2 separate regions of the Homo sapiens genome follow, and region 2 is linked to region 1. Evidence: chromatin loops called from intact Hi-C (ENCODE). Cell type or tissue: Calu3. All regions are shown on one strand.

Evidence for each region. A loop is a pair of places that touch in the nucleus more often than their neighbours do. Peaks named below come from ENCODE experiments on the same cell type or tissue, not always from the same donor. Only the 100,000 strongest peaks of a DNase experiment are listed, where the experiment ranks them.
Region 2: it touches region 1 in a loop (3-fold over the local background); 5 of 110 quality-filtered maps call a loop at or near these places.

What each region holds. Positions count from the first base shown.
Region 1 is chr18:23,824,227-23,832,226 of GRCh38, forward strand. It overlaps LAMA3 (laminin subunit alpha 3), which reads left to right. Exons shown (of 75, transcript NM_198129.4): 21 at 197-339; 22 at 2,476-2,573; 23 at 3,088-3,241. Among named protein-coding and RNA genes, the nearest start is that of LAMA3, 140 kb to the left of the region's middle. In Calu3, no CTCF peak of the experiment used is centred here; DNase peaks (open chromatin) are centred at 1,895 and 4,415.
Region 2 is chr18:23,994,543-24,002,542 of GRCh38, forward strand. TTC39C-AS1 (TTC39C antisense RNA 1) reads right to left here. Exons shown (of 6, transcript NR_110796.1): 4 at 7,023-7,117; 5 at 5,847-6,020. It also overlaps a transcript of TTC39C not described here. Among named protein-coding and RNA genes, the nearest start is that of LINC02958, 16 kb to the left of the region's middle. RefSeq lists a silencer at 1-22. In Calu3, no CTCF peak of the experiment used is centred here; DNase peaks (open chromatin) are centred at 139 and 4,449.

The DNA of each region.
Region 1 (8,000 bases):
ATCAGTATCTTTCTAGCCTATTTTATACATATGTATTTGCATAGTACAATTTTTAAAGATAAGATCAGTAAATCTGATCAGTACATATCATCTTAAACTTTTTGAGATGTAAACTGAATGTTCAAAACTGAATATCTAAAATCATAACACTGACTGATAGAAAAATGCCTTAAGCAGTTCTTTGTATTTCTGATAGGTGCTGCTCAAAGCAAAGAGATCATCTTCCTGCCGAGTAAGGAGCCAGCCTTTGTCACTGTCCCTGGAAATGGTTTTGCAGACCCATTTTCAATCACACCAGGAATATGGGTTGCTTGTATTAAGGCAGAAGGAGTCCTTCTGGTAAGACTTAGTTCTGAATGGAGAGCTCCTGCGGGATTCTTCCTACCTCAGAAGTGGTTCCATCCAAGACTACAATCCACAGCGACCATAAAATATCACAATCATTGGTGGTTTTAGACACAGGAACAATTCAGCCCCAACCTAAGGAAACTGTGGTGACATTCACCCTCAAATGACATAGGAATCAACTTGAAGTATCTTTTGTATCCTTTCAGCTAGCTTCTCTTGGACAAAAAAAATAAAAGATAAAAAAGGTCTCCTAAAGACTCTTAATTATCAGAACAAATGCGAAGCCTTCATGAGTATGTGGCTTCACCCTTCCAAAGCTTGTATGGGATTTTCCAGCATGAGTCAGAAGTATAGACTTTAGCACTCATTGCCTCACATCATAAGAACTAGCAACTTCACCTGGTTATTGTCTACACTGTCTGGAGATTGTGTAGAACCAAGGAAGAATAACCTAGAAGACAAGCAGATATGGATTTCAGTAAAGTTCTTGGGGGTGGAAAGAGAAGCAAGAGGCTACAGGAGCCACTGCTTCTCCATGACACTCTTTCTGCTTTCTTCTGTGTTAAACCTAAAGCAGGTTTATTCCCACCAAACAGATTGCCTACAACAGAGAACTCTTTGTTCAGGAAAGGCTTTGTCTGCAAACACCTAATAGAATAGCCAGAGAAGCCATGGGGAGTTGGAAGGATGAAACCTGTTCTCTGAGACAGCCCTCTTTGCTATGTGCTTTAAGGCCTGCTTTGCTTCATGGCAAGGTCTTTTCAAAATAGAGTCCTTGGGAAAAGCTTGATTTCATGCTCTCAAGTGGAAAACATAAAGCTTTTCCTTCAGGCACAACCCTGTTTATTGGCCATGTTAGCAAATCTTAGGAAAGTCGCTTAATTCCAATCCTGTCTCTTCCAGTCCTGCCAGTTGCTTCTTCCATACAACAGGGACAATACTTATCTTAATAGGTCCTTCCAAATTGGGATCTTACAAGGATAACATGAGGGATTGTTCTTTCCATTCAAGACAACAAAGGAACATCAGAAGGTCTCTGCTCTTCTTGCATCTTCTTAGTAGGAAGCTTTATTGCTTAAAAAAAAAAAAGTTCAAGAATGTTTCACAGATGGTAGAAATGAGGCAGAGGAAAATTCCATTGATACTAGTAACGGGTACAAAGTTGGACTCACGGAAAGTAGAAGTTCATTATAAAAGTTACTGTTTAGGCATGGAAGATGCCTAATGACATTATCATTAGGCATCATAAGGGTGCCTATGATCAACCTTTACTATTCTATTATCTGTGAGACTATAAAGTCATGAGGAGAGAGGAGACATGGTCCCAAACTCAGCAAACTTACTAGTAGAACAGTAACCCTTTTAAAATTTAAACCTACTGAGTCCCCTCAGCCACAATCTCTTACTTTTCCCCTCCTATACATTTCTGTCTGAGGAGAGAAAAAGCTTTGTGGTCTGTGTATGAGCTCTTTGCCCTCCCCTCTTCCCTCTGCAGATATGTGCTGCTGTCAGGACGGCTAGGGGCTGTCAATCATTCACCTCCCAGAAGCCTGCAGCTCTGCTCTTTCCTGAAGAGCTGCTTAGCTGAATTTACGTTGTGGGCTTTGTTTGGCACACTCAGTGGAACATGTTCTTCCTCTCGTTTCTTGGGACAGGCAGTAGGCCAGTTCCATTCTGTGAATCACCAAGATCACAAGGCATTGCTTTTTATACCGTGCCAGTTGAGCGTTACTCGGGTGTGGGAGTAGAAAGTGATCCACATTCAGTGTTCTGTACTGCTGAAGGCAACCAGCATTTCCACAGAACATTTCATCAGTTGACAATTTATTATCTTTGTTAATTTGTGAATTTATAAACAACCAAGGAGAGACAGTAAAATCTCTCTTGAAACTTGAAGAATAAAACTGTTCACACTGACAAGTTTCTCTCTGATACATAAAGAATCTTTGATGAGTGGTTCTTTGTGTTTCGGTGAGTCGGGATGAAGAACAAAGCAGTTGATATGGAGAGTTTAACTAGCGACTTCACCTGGTTATTATTGATTTAACTAGTATGTTTGATTATTTTCTATCCAAAGTAGGGCTACCATCAAAATGAATGATTCTCCTTTTGGTCTTTATTTTCTAGGATTACCTGGTGCTGCTCCCCAGGGACTACTATGAAGCCTCTGTACTGCAGCTGCCAGTCACAGAACCATGTGCCTACGCAGGACCTCCCCAAGAAAAGTCAGTGTGGGGCAGAAGGTGCAGCCGCATCATTGGGGTCCTCTAAATTAGGAGCCTTTAATGCAAGCTTTCATGAGGTGTCTCAGGATCACAACGACAGCATGATGCTCTGGATAATTAGTTGTTATCTTCCTCTATGTCTTACTTGTGTTCTTCAAGTAAGATTCACAAAGCACTTTGCACACCATAGCTGGCTTAGGAGTGGCTACCACCCTCCAGCATGTGGGAATGTTGATGCATGCCCAAGTCAATGCCCTCAAGGTCAGTCATACATCTGGTGGGAGGAAGAGCTTAAAATAGAAGCCAGGTTTGTGGACCTTTGTTTCTTCTCTTCCCCATGCAGATGAAAATTTATTGCTTAATTCTTGTAGCAGACACTTAATAAGAGTTTATTGAAGGATGATGAATGAATGAGTGAACTGAATGACTGAGAGTCTTTGGGGATGTACTTTGATATTCCGTTTGATGTTCTCAGTTGTAACTATTGATTCCATTGTTGTTGCTGTTGTTGAAGTTGCTTACTCTACCAGCATTTGCCAGTGACCAGATTCCCCTGTACCCTGGCTTGTGAGGCCAGACACTTCCTGCTTGATGGGGAGCCAAGACCCGTGGCAGTGAGGCAGCCCACACCTGCACACCCTGTCATGGTGGACCTCAGCGGGAGAGAGGTGGGCCAGCCTTTTATTTATTATCAAAGTTATTACTACCTCCCCATCTGTATCTGCTAAAAATACTTGGCCACAGTTGCTTCTCAAATTCAGGGGAACCTGGAAGAATTTCTCAGAGGTGTTTATCAACATTTGCTGAACTATCTGATTTAGGGTGGGGCTGGATGGTACGCTACATGGAGCCATGTTCAGGTTGTTCTTTGAGCACTTTCTAGACATGGCAGGGGATGTGGGCATCTATAGAATCCTTTCTTTTTGGTTATCTGGACTTAGAAGGGGGCATCCTGTTCTACATGATTCAGGGCAAGATTTCTCTTAAAAGACAGATGAGACTCAATCTAGTAAGCGTCCAGAAATGACACAGCTTACCCTAAAAGGATACCACACTCACTGACTGTTCAACCCCTTAGGCTAAGCAATTTGTAGCAGCTGAATTCCTTGAGCTCAGAATCCGGAACTTCTACATCCCCTGGCACCTACCTCATGGCTTGGAGGACAGGTTACTACAGGTCTTGGTATTACTTTTCTTCCAGGAGTTCTTCGAACTTCAGAACCAAATTTAAGATCATACTGATTTCAGATTCGAGTTAGAGCTATAGGATATCAACCATAACAATAAGAATACACAACACTTCAAAATGAAGACACTGAAAGACTTCCTCCACTATATTTTTATTCTTTGCTCTCTGTAACATTCTCTGTTTTGTCCTTTTGAGGAAAATATTCATTTGGGGGATTAAATTTGTGGGATGAAAATATATGTGGAGTTAATTGTAACTGAACTTTTAGATGTGTACATTTTTGTAAACTACATTTCTAACATTTTGAAGGTAGCAGTTAAAGGTTTTTAAGTATATTTCTTAAGTAAAGTCTTCATTTTATTTGAATTTTCATGCTACGAAATAATATTTACTTGTAACAAGTAAAACAATATAGATATGCATAAAAAACCTAAATGATCTTCCCTCTACTTCATTCTAATACTAAGTTTGCTGTATCCCTCCCTACACATGCTATGTGTGTATACACACATACACACATACATGTATATAGGTGTACATACATACATATATACATAAAATGCACATACACGTACATATACAGGTATATGTATGTGTGTGTGTATTTGTGTGTGTGTGTTCCCTAGACAACAAGAGGTACCGTTGAGAAGGGGCAACCACCAGGAAGTGATGCTGATGACTCATCTAGGAGGTTCTAACCTCTGATTTAACCCAGAGCTATAGCACAGAGCTAGTCAGCAGGACCTCAAGGCTCTTTTACAATACGGAAATATTTTATTTCACTATCTCTGGTCTAGAAATTATCCAGCTTATTGATTCAGTTTAATTTATACTTTTAAAACTTTTCAATTGGCTCTTTATCATATTTATTTTTTCTTGTCTTTTCTGCCAGTTTTTGTTTCAAAACTTCATGTACTTTTAAGTGGAAGTTACTTCTTCATTTAGCTTTTTTAGTATCCTAAAGGCCTTGGAGCCAGGTGTATTTCAGAATTCAAAATTTTTAAGATTTGAAAAAAGATAACATCTCCAGTGAGGTCTGGGATAATACCCTATAATCAAACAGGTTAATATTTCTCCAGTGAAAAGCATGAATAGGCACACCTAGGGAGACACTAACTGACTATATACATAGACTTATATCAGTTTAGTTCAGACTTTGCCAGCAAATGATTATTGGTTAGGTTAGGTTTGCCACCAAAACAGTTACAAAACCTATTTCCTTTTCAGAGTTTGGGGATTTCAGATCATGGGCCAGTATATTTAAAGTCTTTCTCAGACTATTCCATAAAATTCACCTCATCTGAAGTGAACTCATCTCTGATTATTTTGTTACCTGTCTTTCTTAATATTCAATTTATGTGTTTTGAATTTTGTTTACAGGCATATTGGCTTATTTTGAATGAGAGGTTTTTATCCTCTCCTTCTTTCGCATCTGTTTCAGCCTGCTAATTTTGCATTGTCTTAGCTGTCCACTGGATCCTTAGCCCAGGAGCAGGCATTACAGTGTGCCTTCTCTATTGTTATGACACTGAAGATAGGAGATTCAGACATTGACCCCATGAATGGCATAGCTCAGTTCTTGGTCATGAGGCCACATATTTGATTTTTGGTTCCCAAATTCCATAGCTTCTTTTAAAAATTTATTTAGTTTTATATATTTAGGGGTACAAGTACAAGTTTCTTATATGCATATATAACATAGTGGTGAAGTCTGGGCTTCTAGTGTACCCATCACCCAAATAGTGAACATTGTACCTAATAGGTACTTTTTCAACACCCCCTCCCATCCCTCCACTTTTCATAGTCTCCAGTGTCTGTTATTACACTCTGTATGTCCATATGTACCCATTGCTTAGCTACCATTTATAAGTGAGAACATGCAGTATTTGACCTTCACACAGCTTCTTATAAATCCATAACCCAGGAGGCAGATTGGAAGCAATTTTTAGCTTCTTTTTAAATTTGAACATCCTTGTCTTCAAAAAATGTGCCTCGATCTGGCCGCTGTCTCCTATGGCACATGTTTTATTCTCTTAACTCTGCATGAGCTAAACTGCTGACCAAAATAATCTGCTTCCAGACCTAGAGGACAACAGGCTTGTGACTTCAGTCCTGGTGCCATTTTGGGTTTTTCTTTAACTTATGTTTTATCACCTATTACTTTTGATTCTAAATATATCTTTTTGTTGTTCTTTTAAAACGTTTTATCCAGAGTTGGTCTCTCTTGGAGCAGGAGTATAGTGAATGTGAATTCTCTGTGCCATCTGAACCAGAAGTCACCCATCTTTAAAAAATGCTAACCTGTTTTTATTAAAATCCTCCTCTCTCTCCCTCAGCTCAGCCACTACACCATACTCCTCCCCTTCACAACAAAACTCCTCCAAAATATTGTCTACACTCTGTGTTTCTAATTCTTTATGCCCTACTCACACCTCAACCCACTTCAGTCTGGCTTTCACCTCCCACTCCATTAAATTTATTTTGCCAGGTTTCCGATGAGATCTTTGTCACTAAATCCAGTGGATATGTTTCAGTCCTCATCGGTTTAACTTCTCGGCAGCTTTCGATGCCTGATGGACACTCCCTGAATTCTCAAACTCTCTCTTGTTTTTCATAATTTAAGAGCTGTCTTAATAATTTAAAAATTAACGACAACCTGATTCTCTTTCTGCCTCTCTCACCGCTTCCTCAAAATATCATTTGCAGGCTCATCCTCCTCTGTCTAGCCATTAAGTGTTAGAATTTGTCAATGCTCAGTCCTAGGCCTTATTACTCTATGTTCTGTCTCGAGGAGTCTGATCCATGGCAATTGTATCAGACCCACCTCCACACAGATACCTCCCATATTGTTATGCCCAGTCATACCTCTGCTTTTATATGCAGACCAGCAAGTCTACCTTCCTTCCTGACATTACCTCTTTGATGTTTCAAAGCAACCTCAAACTCCATTTCGGTATTCCCTACCTAAATTAATGCTGCTACCATCCATCTAATTGCATAAGCCAAAATTCTTAGGGTCATCCATGACTTCTCCAATTCTTTCCCGCACCCAAACTAATCTATCTGTGAGTGTACATCCCGAACTTTTCTTGGCATTCTCCTTCCATCTCCCTTGTCCAAAATACAATCATTTTTGTGAGAATCTCTGTAGAAGCCTCCTAACTAGCTGACCCACGTCTGCTCTGCCCATTGCACCTCTTGATCTTTTCTCCAGACTATAGCCAGCACTCACATTCTGATGGGAATATTTGATCAACACTTACTGCTCTTAGGATAGAGACAAAGATTTTAACATGGCTTATAAAACTGCCCTTTCTACTTCCCAATTTTATTATACTCCCTCTTGCTCTCTGTTTCTCTGCTCCTCTGACCTACCTTCAGTCTCTTGGGCTTGCATTTTATGGGACCCTACAGCATTCTATGTTGTATGTAGCCTCCTACTGCAAGCCGTTCCCTCTACCCAAACACTCTTCTCTCCCCTATGGCCTGGTTGTCTTCTCCTTGTCCTCCACACTCAACTAAGTTGCTGTTCTTCAAGGAAGCCTTCCGCTCTCCCTCATCTCCTCGACTAGCTCAGGCCCCTGTCTTACACCTCTGCAGAACATTATTCACATGTAGTTTTATGCTGTGTTTGTCTAGTTATCTAATTACTTGATTCAAGTCTGTCTGAGGGTATGTCTGTCTTGCTTCCCATTGTATACCTATCACCTCGCTGGTGGACTGGCATAGCATAGGTATTCAGTAATATTTGCTGACCAAATCATTTGAATCCTCATTTTGACATCAGACATATTAGTTATCCCTTTTAGTTTGTATAGGCAACAGATTTGATAAACCCACTTTCCATGTATTTATCCTAAAACACTAATAACTAGTGGAGGTCAGTTCTGTGCCATAGAACCAGAAATATTCCTCCAGTTTGACACTGATTCCATTAAAGTTCACCTTTTTAAAGATAAATAACACACATAAATAATCATAACAGCAAGCAGTAAAGTTTCTGTGTGCCATCTTTTATGTCTTTTATCTGAGTTTCTCAAACCTGACTTTGCCCATCAAATGTACCTTAAACTCTTCAAACAAGTCTTCCAACAGGTAATCCATATAATTTAGAGTGGAAAGAGTAGTAGAAATTTATAATAGAGTGCTAGATAGAACTTGCTGCCAGTAATAACTTCTGGGCGAAAACCTGGTACATCACTGACCTGTGAGTGTTTTGTGGTGGGGTAATGACAGTC
Region 2 (8,000 bases), 170 kb after region 1:
GCCCCTCCCCTCATAGCCAGGGCTTACACAAACACACTGAATGGTACTTACGTTCCTTAGGTATTACCAGTTGGCCCCGTTTCAAGGCTTTAAAAAAGCCTCATCACTATGCACCCAACGTTAACACTCAAAGCCCCGCAGGGCTGTATCTTGGACGGCTGTTGCTACTGAGTGTGATTCTCAGCAGATGAAATGCTAGCAGCAGCAGCAGCAGCATCTATGAACTGCCTTATAATAAACTGCAACTTGGCTGCACTTAGTCATCACCAGGGCCACGCGCTGATGCGTGAACTCCACCCTCAGAGACTCTGATTTCATTGGTCTGGGAGTGGCCTGGACATCAGGATCTTTTCCTTTTTTTTAAAAAAAAATAATAATAATTATAATCCACAAGATTTTCCTAATGGTTACATCTCACACCATGAAATTGACTTTGGTAAAATGTGTGTATAGTTCTCTGTCACTTTATCACGTGTGTAGGTTTGTCTAATCAGCATTGCAATTATGATACAGAACTATTCCTTCATCACAAAGATATGCCTTTATGGTATCACTTACCTGCCTTCTCTCTACTATCCCTAACTCCTGACAAACACTAATCCCGATAATTTTGTCATTTCAAGACTGTTAAATAAATGGAATCGGCCAGGCGTGGTAGCTCATGTATGTAATTCTAGCACTTTGGGAGGCCGAGACGGGTGGATCACTTGAGGTCAGGAGTTTGAGACCAGCCTGGCTAGCATGTCGAAACCCCATCTCCACTAAAAATACCCCAAAATTAGCCAGGTGTGGTGGCGCGCGTCTGTAGTCCCAGCTACTCAGGGGGCTGAGGCACGAAAATCACGCGAATCCAGGAGGTGGAGGTTGCAGTGAGCCAAGACTGCACCACTGCACTTCAGCTTGGGCGACAGAGTGAGACTCTGTCTCTAAATGAATAAATAAATGGAATCATACAGTGTGTACCCTTTTGAGATTGGCTTTTTCACTCAGCATAATGCACCTGAGATCCATCTAGGTCGTATGAGTCAATAGTTCATTCCTTTTTATTGCTGGTATAGATGTACTACACCTTGGGGCTATTACAAATAAAGCTGCCATGAACATTTGTATAAAAGTTTTTGTGTGACCTGCCTGGGCAACCATAGCAAAACCCCATCTCTGCCGGAAAAAAAAAAAAGTTAGCCGGGCATGGTGGGATACACCTGTAGTCCCAGCTACTCAGGAGGCTGAGGTGGGAGGATCGCTTGAGCCCAGGAGGTCAAGGCTGCAGTGAGCCACAGTCACACCACTGCACTCAAGTCTGGGTGACAGAGCAAGACTCTGTCTCAAAAATTTATGAAAAGTTTTTGTGTGGGAACATAAGTTTTTATTTCTCTGGCATGAATGCCAGAAGTGCCGTTGTTGGATCGTATGTTAAGTATATGCTTAGTTTTCAAAGAAACTGCCAAACGTTTTTCCAGAGTGGCTGTACCATTTTACATCTCCACCAGCAAGGAGAGATCCAATTTCTCCACATTCTTGCCAACATTTGATATTGTCACTATGTTTTATTTTAGCCATTCTGTAGGTGTGTAGTGGAACTTCATTGGGGTTTAGTTTACATTTCCATCAAAATGAGTGATGTTGAACATCTTTTCATGTGTTTATTTGCCATCTGTATATCCTCTTCAGTAAAATGTCTCTTTATATCTTTTGCCCATTTTCTAATTGGATTTGGGCATGGGCCAGAGAGATGGAAGAGGGGCAGTGCATCGAAAACTTCCCTAAGTGTATCTACTATGCAGCCAAGTTTGGGAAGCACTGCGTCATTATAACTTCTTTATATAGGTACACTCTAAATGTAAGCCATTGCACTTGTGCTAATATTAAAATAAGGTCAGTGTGGGCACTGGCTAATTAAACATGCCTGCAGTCCAAGGGAAAAACACTGGAGATGCTTTCCATGACCTCAGGTTGTTTGCATATACTCATCATAAGGCTGGAGGAATGAGCCCTGCAGGGAATATTTCTGGAAATGTGGCCCAAATATCTTCTGCTTTAAAATCATGGCATGTGTATGTGCATGTGTGCACCTGTGCACATGTGTGAAAAATGGTGATTCCCCAGTCCCAAGCCCCATACCTACTAAATCAGGACTTTTGAGGATGAGGCCTAGAAATCTATATACATAGCCCAGCAGATTTCCACACACTCAAAAATTTGAGACCTATCTTGCTCAAGGAAGACTGGGGACCCAATCTCCACTTCAGGGCATAGGTGGATGCCTTCCTATTAAGAAATCAGTTGGCCGGGCACAGTGGCTCACGCCTGTAATCCCAGCACTTTGGGAGGCCAAGGTGGGTGGATCACAAGGTCAGAAGATCGAAACTATCCTGGCTAACATAGTGAAACCCCGTCTCTACTAAAAATACAAAAAACTAGCTGGATATGGTGGCACACACCTGTAGTCCCAGCTACTTGGGAGGCTGACACAGGAGAATCACTTGAATCCAGGAGGCAGAGGTTACAGTGAGCCGAGATCGCACCACTGCACTCCAGCCTGGATGACAGAGTGAGACTCCATCTCAAAAAGAAAAAAAAGAAATTGGTTTAGGCAGGGCACAGTGGCTCCTATCTGTAATCTCAGTGCTTTGGGAGGTCAAGGCAGGAAGATTGCCTGAGGCCAGGAGTTTGAGACCAGCCCAGGCAACACAGCAAGACCCTGTCTCTAAAAAGAAAAATAAAAAGGCCAGGTGCAGTGGCTCATGCCCGTAATCCCAGCACTTTGGGAGGCCAAGGCAGGTGGGTCACCTGAGGTCAGGAGTTCGAGACCAGCCTGGCCAACATGGCAAAATCCTGTCCCTACTAAAAATACGAAAATTAGCCGGGCGTGGTCGTGGGCGCCTGTAATCCCAGCTACTCAGGAGGCTGAGACAGGGAGAACTGCTTGAAGCCAGGAGGCGGAGATTGCAGTGAGCTGAGATTGCCCAACTGTACTCCAGCCTGGGCAATAGAGCAAGTCTCTGTCTCAAAAAAAAAAAAAAAAAAAAAAAAGAGAAAGAAAGAAAGAAAGAGGGAAGGAGGGAGGGAGGAAAGAAAAGAAAAGAAAGAGAGGGAGGGAGGAAGGAAGGAGAAAGAAAGAAAGAAAGAAAGAAAGAAAGAAAGAAAGAAAGAAAGAAAGAAAGAAAGAAAGAAAGAAAGAAACCAAAACAGGCATAGTGGCATGTGCCTGTAATTTCAGCTACTCAGGAGACTGAGGCAGGAAGATTGCTTGAGCCTAGGAGTTTAAGGTGTATGAGCTGTGATTGCGCCACTGCATTCCCACCTGGGTGACAGAGTGAGACCCCGTCTGAAAAAAGAAAAAAAAAAAAAGAAAAAGAAATTGGTTTAGAGAAGAGTTGCCTTGAGCCAATTTGGGGCATAGAAATGTGTGTTCTACTTCTGAAATGTGAGGAACAGAGAGGGGCAGGATAGTGTGTTTTTGTATACTGCCAAGCTGTTCTTGAGAAGCAATAATTTGTAGTGATCAATAAAGATAACTAACATGTATGAGCACTAATTAGTGCTAGGCTTTCCCCACACACTAGCTCCTCTTGTTCTTATAACAAGTTAGAGGTTATTATATTCTCTACTTTGTAGATGAGGGAGCTGAGGTTCAGAGAGTCCTGGTCATTTGCCCAATATCATAGGACTAGCAGATGTCAGGCTGTTTTTCCTTCTGGAGTCTCCCTTATTGTTGTCCTTAGTTGTCCCAAACTCTGGTTTTTATTATTAAATATTTTTAGAAGACCTACTGGAACCTAATTTTAAACAGAAACTAGGCCAGGTGCAGTGGCTCACGCCTGTAATCACAGTGCTTTCAGAGGCCGAGGCATTTGGATCACTTGAGGCCATCCTGGCCAACATGGTGAGACCCCCATCTCTCTAAAAATATGAAAATTAGCCGAGTGTGATGGTGCACGCCTGTAATCCCAGCTACTTGGGAGGTTGAGATAGGAGAATTGCTTGAACCCAGGAGGTGGAGGTTGCAGTGAGCTGAGATTGCACCACTGCACTCCAGCCCGGGTGACAGAGCAAGACTCTGTCTCAAAAATATATAATAATAATAATACAAATTAGAAAAATTATTTTTTAAAAAGAAACTATAAGAATTTATAAAGGTATTTACACATCCCTGAATAGCCTAACTGATCATCAATTTGTGGGCTGAAATAAATGCTGCACAGAAGTGGTATATCTAATTATTTCTCTGGTGTAGTACTGCAGTCTGAACTGTAAGCATGAAGCTGGTGGAGCTCTCTGGAGCACTCAAGTGGTAAACTACTAAACAGTGGTAAAAATTCCTTTTATCCTGCTGCTCGGGAACCTGTCATTATGGGGAGAGTAAGCCACACCCTTTAAATATACACATGTGGCCCTGGTATCCATTTACACAGCTGCCAGGTGAAAGCCCTTTTGTTTTCCAGCTTCTGTCCTGAATCATCTTGGATGACTGCCTCAGGTCTCTGTGTGGCTCTGACATAATTGATATTTTCGTAACATACCCAGCTTCATTGTTCACAGTTCTGGTCTGTGCCAGTTTATGTGTTTGAGCCTCAGGTAAGTTGAGCGCTGTGGACATATGGGTGTGATGAAATGGTTTCCTCTCTTCCCTTTCCACCTTCGAAACCTAAGCCTTCCTGCAAGGCTCCTAGCCTTCCGGGTTTCCATAGAAATCAGAGCCTGAGGCCAAGTTTAAGGTATAAGGCTCTATCCCAGAGCTGGAAGGGTGAGGGGAAGGGAGTCAATGTGGGGTGATATGAACCAAACTGGCCAGGGTGCCACAGAAACCACACCTGTCACAGCCACGCAGGACTCTCTGGATGGGCCATATGGAGCCACCACACTTCGAAATCGTCACAGGGGAGGAAGAGAGAGGAGCTTATCTCCTGACTCTCTGGTCAAAGCGGGTCCTCTGTGGATTCAACTCTCCCCCATTTTGGGCTATTTACCTTTTAAACAGTGGCAAAGCAGCCATCTTCTAGGTCCCTAGCCAGGGGGCAAGAAGCTTCATCTGAGTCTGCAAGTGCTGGGAACAGCCGGTGCCCTGTGCTAGGGCCCGGGCTGCAAATGCCTACGGCTCCCATAAGGTGGGCATTGTAGCAGCCATGCCTAAGCCCAGCTCTCAGCCCTCACCCTGTGGGGAAGCAGCATCTGCAGATAGTGGCAGAGAGAAGGTGAGACTGGGAAGCTGGAGCTCCCCACTGAGCAAGCAGCCAGGGCCCAGCAGGCAGATGGGGCTGAGCAAATGTGGGGAGGCCCAAAACTTAGGTCCAAGTAGTTCCCTTCCTGATTCTAATGTTGTATCGGAGTATCAGTCAGGGTTCTTACTTGCAAGCCACAAAAACTTACTTTAGCTTCCTTAAACCAAAAAAGAATTTATTGGGTGTACATGGGAGAGCTTTCAGAAACTGAAGAGTGGGCTTATAGTGCAAGCAATGAGAGCTGCCAACTAGGCAGCAGAAACCGGGGCCCAAACACCACTACCATGGGGGCAGGACACTTTCCCTACTACAGCCTAACATCACCACCTCCCAGTGAGACCTCACACCATCAGCATGCCTCCAAAGAGCACAGGGGCTCTGATGTTTGTCAACTGCTCCCCCCAACCCCCAAATTCTTATGTCGAAGTCCTAACCCCTAGCACTTTGGAGTGTGCCCTTATAGGGAGATAGGGTCTTACAGAGGTAATCAAATTAAAACAAGGTCATTAGCATGGGCCCTAATCCAATATAACTGCAGTCCTTATAAGAAGGAGAAATTGGACATAGAGAAATGTATAGAGGGAAGGCAAGGTAAAGAGACATAAAGAGAAGATGGCTACCTACCAGCCAAGGAGAGAGGCCTGGAACAGATCCTTCACTTGCAGCTCTCAGGGAAACCCACCCTGCCCACAGCTTGATTTTGGACTTTAGTCCTCCAGAACTGTGAGAGAATAATTTCTGGTGTTTAAGCCACTCAGTTCACGGTACTTTTTAATAGCAGCCCCAGCAAATACAATCCTGGAAGCCAAGGGGGAAAAGAGAAAGAGAATCCTTACCAATTTGTTGAACTTTTGCAGATTGCTAAGCACTGTGATGCACATTACCTTGCCTGGCAGGGCTGTCTTCACCGCCATGAGACCTGTGCAGTCACACAGTCACACAGCGCTCTGTTCTCAGAAGCACCCAGCACTTGGTTCAATGCCCTGCTGTTGTCATCTTAAAATTCTTCATGATTTTTTAAACCAGGGACCCCACATTTTCATTTTGCACAGGGCCCCCCAAATTGTGTGGGTCCTGTCACCTGGTTATCCCAGTAATCTCGTGAAGTAAACAGAGACTGTCGTTACTTGTGTTTATTAATAACGAAACCAAAGCTGAGAGATGTTAAGCAACTTGATCAAGGTCAACAGACCTCCCCAGAGTTGGATCAGAGATCTGAGATCTCTGATCCAATGGCTTCTGTGTCCACCCAATTTTGAGATTCTGTCATTCTAGAACCTATGTAAAATGTAAGAAAATTTGGAGCTAAACCTTTACACAGCTGCCTTGCCTTCACTCGATTATCCTGTCTGAAGTTTAACACATGAAAGCCAGCTTGGGGTCTTCTGGATAGTCAAGAGGTTCCTCTACCAGCCTCATCTTGGTCACTGGTCTGCTCTAGTCTACTTCTATCTGTGTTCCTGTTAGACTTAATATCTGGAAAAGCAGGGTTCTTACCTGCCCAGGCCCCAGGTCAACCTGGCTTGGGTTCAGATAGAAACTGCTGACCTCAGGTCACTGGATTCATGTCCTAAGCCAAGGTCCGTGAAAAATATTAGGAATTAATCAATTAACCTCTTCCTTGATTCTAGATATTCGCTCTCTCATTTTTCCTGGGATAAACCAACCCTTCTGGTTGGTCTGGTATAAAGTTTCACTGTCTCTCCCATCTCCTTTCTCTCCTCTGTCTTCCCCCTTGAGTCTTTGCTTTACTGATGTTCTTCCATTAGGCCAACTGTCCCTTTCCCTTGACTTTCTTACCTTTTCCCCAGCCACTGTTCCACCGCGGTTTTCTAATAGCCTCTCAGTTCTTCACAGCTCTGCCTCCATCACCACCACATCCTCCCATCGGTGTCCTAAGTAAACATTTCACAAAGTGTTGCTGCATTACTCTTGGGTTCTACTCAACTAGGTCATTTTCCAAGTTCATGAAAATTGGAATAGGTAAGAGGAAGTTTGGGGTTTTAAATTTATTAACCACAGAATGCAACATGGGAGGGTGAGGTGTACGGTAATTCTGTTTTTTTTTTTTTTTTTTTTGAGACGGAGTCTCGCTCTGTGGCCCAGGCGGGAGTGCAGTGGCGCAATCTCGGCTCACTGCAAGCTCCGCCTCCCGGGTTCACGCCATTCTCCTGCCTCAGCCTCCCGAGTAGCTGGGACTACAGGCGCCCGCCACCACGCCCGGCTAATTTTTTTTGTATTTTTAGTAGAGACGGGGGGTAATTCTGTTTTGTCGTTGCTTACTTATCCCCTGAGGCAGACATAAGTTGTTTGCGCACATGTCTTTTTTTGGACAACTTCTCACCCATTGTGTGTGGTCTTGTGGGGCTGTCAGCCTCCTTGGTGCCTTCCCATAGGACCCAGGGTGGCCAATCAGAGTATCCTATCCTCCAGTGATTGGCTCTAGGATTCCCAGGTGACACAAGCAGCACCATCAGAATCATCCTTGCCAATGGGGATCTAGAAAACTGGAGGGAGATGGTCTCTCTTCCTCTACAAATGGGCAAGCATGGAGACCAATGCCAAGAGGAAAGAGCAACTAAAAGAAGTGGGGTGGGATCCAGATTTAAAGACTCTAACTTGATGAGATCTCTAGTGATGGTTACTTGCTCACAGAGTCAATGGAGACCAAATTGACCAGCAGCCATTTAATGTTTTAAGGGCAGGTGGTGTTGGAAAAAACTGAAGTTTGGCAAAGAGGAGTCTTGAATGCCCAGAGTGATCGTGCAAGATGGGAGC